3 separate regions of the Mus musculus genome follow, and all the other regions are linked to region 1. The links are chromatin loops, found by intact Hi-C in ENCODE. Cell type or tissue: heart. All regions are shown on one strand.

The links. Hi-C counts contacts between places; a loop is a spot of excess contacts. Peaks named below come from ENCODE experiments on the same cell type or tissue, not always from the same donor. Only the 100,000 strongest peaks of a DNase experiment are listed, where the experiment ranks them.
Region 2: it touches region 1 in a loop (4-fold over the local background); 14 of 42 quality-filtered maps call a loop at or near these places.
Region 3: a loop joins it to region 1, with 2.1 times the contacts of the local background. A loop is called at or near these places in 2 of 42 quality-filtered maps.

Annotation. Positions count from the first base shown.
Region 1 is chr12:4,079,151-4,081,650 of GRCm38, forward strand. No RefSeq gene overlaps it. Among named protein-coding and RNA genes, the nearest start is that of Dnajc27, 2.2 kb to the right of the region's middle. In heart, a CTCF peak has its summit at 1,365 (motif pointing left); no DNase peak of the experiment used is centred here.
Region 2 is chr12:3,660,165-3,662,664 of GRCm38, forward strand. The region is part of intron 8 of Dtnb (dystrobrevin, beta); the gene reads left to right. Among named protein-coding and RNA genes, the nearest start is that of Dtnb, 89 kb to the left of the region's middle. In heart, a CTCF peak has its summit at 1,301 (motif pointing right); no DNase peak of the experiment used is centred here.
Region 3 is chr12:3,780,189-3,782,688 of GRCm38, forward strand. Dtnb (dystrobrevin, beta) reads left to right here. Exons shown (of 18, transcript NM_001162465.2): 18 at 918-2,500. The coding sequence ends at 1,093. Among named protein-coding and RNA genes, the nearest start is that of Dnmt3a, 26 kb to the right of the region's middle. In heart, CTCF peaks have their summits at 269 and 1,559 (motif pointing right); DNase peaks (open chromatin) are centred at 313 and 1,513; H3K4me3 peaks cover 1,054 bases; H3K27ac peaks cover 2,398 bases.

The sequences.
Region 1 (2,500 bases):
TGGCAGAGTGTTGAGGTTACAGACAGCTGTGAGCTGCTGTGTGGGAACTGAACCCAGGTCCTCTGGCAGGGCAGCTAGTGCTTTTAACTACTGAGCCCTCTCTCCAAGCCCTACCCAACTCTATTCCAAAGAAAATCTTAAGTCACATTGAAGGAGACAGTAAAAAACTAACTCAACTACCCTGAGAACCTATATGATAATGGTATCTGTCAGTTTAGGACAAGAAGAGTTGTCAATAAATTCTGAAAACTGAATTCTAGCGCAAAGAATTTCCATTTTTGAAATGACGAGTTAGCAATTCTGGAAAAACTTTCTATATATTGCAAATGACCAAATACTCTGGGGAAGCCAGGATCTCCCTGTAAGAAGAACATAGTTGTGAGGAGAGGGGAACCACCAGGATGCTTTCTGTTATACTGAAATGCATGCATGGCTTGTTTTAAAATATGGATTCAGATGTGTGTGTGTGTGTGTGTGTGTGTGTGTGTGTGTGTGTGATCTCAGTCAACTGGAGGAGCCAAACGCAAAGGCACGCTGGTGTCAGCAAGCACACCTAAGACGTGGGTGTAGATGCCACCTAAGGAATCTTGAGAAGAACACAAGGAGTTGGGAAAGGTTTGTTATACCAAAGAGCAAGAAAATGCTCAAAAGTGGTGGAAACAGGGAAGAGTAGAGGAGGCCTGGGGTGCCGCTCAGGATAGGGCTCTGTCCAGCACACAGGGTCTGGAGTCCCCAGAATTCTTTGACCAGCCAGTGAGCCAGTTCAGTAAAAGATCCTGTCTCAAAGGTAAGATGGATGGCTGTATGTATTTCTTAGAAATACATACTGAAGTATTTATGGGTTTAAAAAGTTCATAAATTAATTTCAAATGACTGAGAAAATGTGTGTGCATATATGTACAAATAGTGAACACAACCTCCATAGTAAATTCCACCCCTACCCCCGGGGTGTGCACACATGTAGACATGCACACACACATGAAATTTGAGTATGAACTATGTTTTAAGTCAACCTTTCTTAGTTTTATTTGTTACTGGTGGTTCCTTTAATCTAATCTCTCTCTCTCTCTCTCTCTCTCTCTCTCTCTCTCTCTCTCTTTCACACACACACACACACACACACACACACACACACACACACACAAACACACACACAGAGTATACTGGCTCAAAGAAATACCTAGGTGCAAACTCATTAAATACCTATACCTTAATAATTTAGTAGCCACTCAAATACAAGCAAGTGTGCCTCTCAAGCAAACTCTATCAGATTGAGTTCCTAGTCCATTTTTAAATTCACAGATACCTAAACTGCAACTTCAATATGGCATAGACAGGGATGTGGCGCCATCTGCTGTTAGAATTGCAAACAGCACCAAGGCGTATTTTTGTAGTCATGATTCACTGTTTGCCTTGAAAATTTATAACCTAGAGGCTCTTCCCTATATAATCCAGATGTTTTGTGCTGGTGCTCTCCTGCCCCCATCCTCTTCCTCCTCTTCTTCTTCCTCCTCCTCTCCTTCTCTCCCTGCATGGGTACCCTTTCTCTCTTTCTCTTACCCCTCCCCTCTCTCTCCCCATGGCGACTTCCCTGGCCTCCTTTCTTGGGGCCAGTGAAGTCACCTGCCTGAGAGCAGCTTCCCAGTGACCCTGCCTTTAATATATTCCAATCTGGTTTGAATTGGCTCATTTCACTAGTAGCTGAGAAATAACAGATCAGATGGTGCCGAAACACAGCAGTTTACATCTCCTACAGTATTTCCCAGGGCCACATATTACATTGTTATGCCAATTATTGGAAAAGGTTCTATCTTTTTTTTCTTCAAAAAAAGCATTTAATATTTTAAATTAAGCATGCTTGAAACTGACTTAAAGTAACTACTGTCATCCACTGTGTCTTCCCAGACTTGGTTTAAGATGTTTAAAGCCCTGTGGGAGCAGAAACCTTCACCTTGGGATTACTGAGAAATTGTCAGCCATCTTTGTCAATCTCTGTTTACATCTGTAACTGAAATTATTGACTAAAAGAATAGTGTGTCTGTCAGACTGACTTTCATTCTAACAGTTGCTTTCCATAAGAAGTTATCGTAAAATTTATGATTCTACCTTATCTACCTTATCTTGTCAGGTAAGGGGAAAGGGAACAAGATTCTGGGTTAAGCCTGGATGTTGGCAGCTGTGAGAATCCCACACCATCACAGAGCTGGACAAACCTTAAGAACTATCCAGCCAGTCTTCCTCCTGAGGATGGGGGCCATTAGACTGATGCCAGAGAGGGAAAATTAACACACACACACACACACACACACACACTGCCTCTGCTCCAAAAGGCAACTCTGGTTTTCAACCAGGAAAGAGTCTTGTTCAAGGTCCTTTTCCAGAACCAGGGTCAGACTCCCAATTCTCATCTGATGCTACCTTCTTCGATGAAGCCTTTGCAGGCTGTCTGCAGATTGAAGCAACCGTCCATTAAGAATAATCAGGGGAGGGGTGATTATGT
Region 2 (2,500 bases), 420 kb before region 1:
AATGACAAAACACCATAATCATCAGACTGTATTTCTGACTTTGTGTCAGGTATTTGGGCAGGATGTGTAGGCCAGCAGTTCTCAACCTTCCTAATGTGGAACCCTTAAATACAGGTTCCCCCCCCACACACACACACAACCATAACATTTTTGTTCCTACTCTGTAACTGTAATTTTGCTACTGTTATGAATCACAATGTAAATATTTTTGGAGATAGAGGTTTGGCAAAGGGGTTGCAATCCATAGATTGAGAACTGCTGGTATTAGGATTGTCTTTCTCAACTCCATGTTTTCTGGGCTCTTTCTTGGGATGATTGAAATATGTTTGTGGCTTGAAGGACTGGAGGCTTCTTCATTCCCGTGTCCACTGCCACTCTAGGCTATCAGGAAGGCCCACCACGCTGAAGTTTTGCAAGAGTCCAGCAACATCTGCCCTATTCATGTGCTGCCCCTGGTGCTTGGCACCCGTGTTTTAGGAGACTTTGTCTAAGCCAGAGCATCTAGAGGCCAAATCTTGCAGGCAGACACACTGGGCAGAGCTTCCTGCCCTTGCCGTCTACCACACCCTCTAGGCTGGATCTCAGCCTAGGAGCAGGACAGTGGGCATGGAAGGGTGGAGTTGCTGTGAGTCCAGATGGGAGGAGAGAGCTTTGGAAACACAGCATACCACACACAGGACATTCCAAACAAGCAGGGCTTTCCTTATAGTTGATGGAACCAGAGAGATGTTCGTGGTTTTGTGCTAAATTTTCTTTATCTTTTTGTTTTGTTTTATTGTTTTTTTGTTTTGTTTTGTTTTGAGACAAGGTTTCTTTATGTAGCCTTGGCTGTCCTGGAACTTGCTTTGTAGATCAGGCTGGCCCTGAACTCAGAGATTCACTTACCTCTGCCTCCTGAGTGTTGGGATCAAAGGTGTGCATCACCACTGCTTGGCTGAATTTTACTTATAAAGAGTCCTTTACAGCACTGCAGAGGCAGAGACAGAGGCAGAGGCAAGCCTAGTCTACATAGTGAGCCACAGGCCAGCCAAGACTGTGGGTTAGATGTAGTTAGGGTATAGAAACACACAACCAACTTCTCATCCCCTGCCTCCCTGTCTGCCACTCAGATCTCTGCCTTCCCCAGTTTTCACTTTACCAAGGTCAGTCTGACTGACTCCCACCTTGGTATTCCAGACGGTGAGGGTGTTGGGGAAGAATGGGAGAATTTATGAAAATATTCTTGGACCACAGATGTGGTTCTTAGTAGAATATCTTTAGTTACATAACTAGGGGAAGTGACCTGAAAATTTCATCTTTCTAGCCAGCAGATGGCAGACTGCACCTTTGAACAGTCTTATCCCCTTTAAAAAAAATCTATAAATAAGGAAGTAGTTTTTGTTTAACAAGATGTTAAACAAATATTACTGTTTTAAAAATATTAGTGATAATCTCATATAATTTTTGAAGCATTGATACAAAAATTTTTAATATAAGGAGTCATATTTATCAGAAACAATTTTCCTTCCTTCCTTCCTTCCTTCCTTCCTTCCTTCCTTCCTTCCTTCCTTCCTTCCTCCTTTGAGATAGGGCTTCTCTGTGTAGCCCTGGCTGTTCTGGAATGCACAGAAATCTGCCTGAGTACTGGGATTAAAGCCATGAATTACTGCTAGCATCTATCTCCTTGTACCTTTTATTTTTATTTATTTTTTATTTTTTATTTTTTTGGTTTTTTCGAGACAGGGTTTCTCTGTGTAGTCCTGGCTGTCCTGGAACTCGCTCTGTAGACCAGGCTGGCCTCGAACTCAGAAATCCGCCTGCCTCTGCCTCCCAAATGCTGGGATTAAAGGCGTGCGCCACCACGCCCGGCTTCCTTGTACCTTTTAAATTCTAAAAGATAATCTGATAGTCTCTTCAGGGTGGAAAAAGTATGCTTATTGGTCATACTTTTCCCAGTTTCAAATGGATCTATGTTATATTTAATTACTACTTTGCAAATAGCACAAAATCAAATAGGAAATTATTTATCTACCTACCTTCCTTCCTACCTACCTACTTACCATTGAGACAGGGTCTCACTATGTAGCTCTGGCTGTCCTGGAACTCACTATGTAGACCAGGGTATCCTCAAATTCACAGTGATTCCCCTAGCTCTACTAGAATTAAAAGCATGTGCCACCATGCTCAGCCTGGATATGGAGATGTGTCTGAATAAATTGTAGATGTATATGAGTGCTGTACTTACATATATGCATGTGTGCTATTTGCATGCCAAGTGCCCATGGTGTTCAGAAGAGGGGGTCAGATACCATAAAACATCAGTTATGGATGGTTGTGAGCCTAGGTCCTCTGCAAGAGCAACAAGTGCTCTTAGCCTCTCCCATCTCTGGATACAAGTTTTTAATGCATAAAATAGCACTCCCACAAATAGGAAATGGGGCACAGACTTGAAGTGTAAAACAAAATCTACAAAGTCTGCTTTTTTTTCTTTGTCTTTTTCTTTTTCTTTTTTTTTTTTTTT
Region 3 (2,500 bases), 300 kb before region 1:
CCTAGAATCTGTCATGTAGCCCAGGGTATCCTCAAACTCATAAAGATTAATAACTGCTTCTGCATCCTGAGTGCTGGGACCAAAGAGATGGACCAACACACCTGGTCTCTACTTTTTTTTTTTTTTTTTTTAATTGGGAATCTTTTTCAGTTACAAATCTTCAGGGTAGAAAACCCAGGCAGGGCCATGGCATCACCAGGCAGCAAAGGAACTTTCTCAGACAGCCTTCTAAGTCCTGTCATCTCAGAGCTGCCTCTGGGCTGACTAGTCCCCGCCCTCCCTGCAAGGTCAGCCCACACACGTGGTTTGCAGAGCTGGCTGCAGATGCGCTGCACCCGGGTGCTGCTGCTTAGTATGTGCAGACCAGCACAGGCTGCTGTGCACTGTGGTGAGGTCAGGGACTGACTGAGGGCCTTCAGCAGCCTACCAGGTCCCCTTTGTCCCTAGGTCCAGAGGGACAGCATGGGAGTCCCTCGGTGCACACACTCAAGAACCTGCTGCCAGGGCTTGAGTCAGCTGGTGTCTCTGCCTCTGACCCATGGCAGGACCCATGAGAAGCCAGCAGTCAGGCAGATGAAAAGGGCCGCACACTGCAGCCTGCCGTCTGCTGCCAAGAGGCTGGCCTTCCTCCCTTTCCAAACCTGCCACTGTGAACCCAGTTTTTTATTCAGTCGGAGTAATTCCCACCCTTGTGACACAAGCAATGACCTCAGAAGACACTCTCGCTACACCCCAACCCTGTCCCTCTGAAAGAGAAGACATTGACATGCACAACTGAAAAGCCAGAGAGACCACACACACACACACACACACACACACACACACACACACACACACACCCATTCAGGTCTGCTGGTTCACAGCAGCTTTGTCCTGAGCCCCCAGTGTGCTTGTGACTAACAGTCTGTCTTGTACAGGCGCAGAGGCGGAGGAGCAAGCTGGCACCGAGAAGACAAGGGAAGGTCTTCCCCCCAGAGGCACATTCCTGTCCGTCTTTCTGCTGCACACCTGGACCAAGCTTGCAGGCTGCCAGACTCACTCAACCTCCAGAGAGAGGAGCCAAGCCTATGGGAAGTGGGGAGGGACTGCCTGAGGCCGCAGCTGGTGGGCCTCCTGCATGTACTAGCATCCGCATTCCTCCCTCAGGGCATGGTCTCATCTCTGCATCAGGAATTTACCAGGAGATGGAAAAGAACAGAAAAAGCCCTGAGCCTGTGTGTGTTCCTTCCGGCACCTGGCCAGCATGGAGGGCTCTCCCTAGTCCTAGTGTGTGCACATGCAGTTCTTTCCTGCCTTCGACCTTTAACAACATTTTCTGTCTATGCAAAGAAAGCTGCAGGCCTCATTCAGTTCTGCAGACATTTACACCCTATCCTCAGTGCTAAAAATAGCGACACCACCCCCCCCCCCTTCCTCTTTGACCTGGTGAGGAGGCTTCCGCCTGCACAGTGGCGTGAGGCCCTGTTGCTGTGTAGCCAGGAGGAAGGCGGAGAACTTTAGGGGCCAGTCAGTGGGGAAGCAGCCCTGATCTGTGTGCCAAGCTGGGACTGGCCGCCAGGGGGCGCACTGCCTGGGTGCTACTCATGCATCCTGTCCTGGGGTCCTGTGGAACATGTGATCGCCAAGTCCCATTCACATTGATTTTCCTTTTTTTTTTTTTTTTCTTGCTCCCTGAGCTCCAGGATGTTATTTTTAGTAGAAGAGCTATTATAAATATTTATAAAGGGCAGCGAATGATGTGAGAGGGCCCACAGCTGGCACTGCAGCATTCCTTACCCACCTCTGCAGACCCCTCCCTAATTCTGAGGTGTGTGCAGAGCCATGGGTTAGGTCCCATGAGAGTCTCCTAAAGGAACAGTGAAGGGAGAAGGAGGAATGGATACTGTTGCAGTCCGGCTCCATCTGTCTCTCTGCCTTCACTCCCATTTCTAGCTGGAGTAACTCAAGGCTGGGAGAAGGGACAGGAACCTTGCTGAGCCAAGACCCTCAGTGTCCTGGGTACTTAGAATGAAAGGCAGGTGCACCAAGGATCACTGCCACTGTGAGGGCAAAAAGAAAAATAGGAGTTGGGTACTAGCCTCTGCCCAGCTGTTGGAAAAACACTTGGTTAGCAGGCAAAGCTAAGGACTTGGAAGGCCAGCAGGGGTTTAAGACTGCCCACTCAGGGAAAGGAGATTCAGGCTTATGGATGGCCAGAGGGGCAAAGATGAACGAGTCCATGTAGAGAGTTCTGGGGATACACTACATACCCCAGTGGTGAAATGTACCCCATAAGGGTAAGACAGCCTCACAGACATGCGGGCTGTTCTTTCCCCATCCTCAATTCTCACACTCTGTGAGACTCAAGGTCGACTCCTACCTCCTGGCTCCTCACATGAGCTTGTTTCCTCCAAAGCAGCAAGAGACAGAACAGTGAGAGTACCCAGGGCCACAGGGCCAAACTGTGCCCTCTGCGCGTCTCTGGGAGGAGTGATGTTCACCTCACCCCTGACCAGATGGC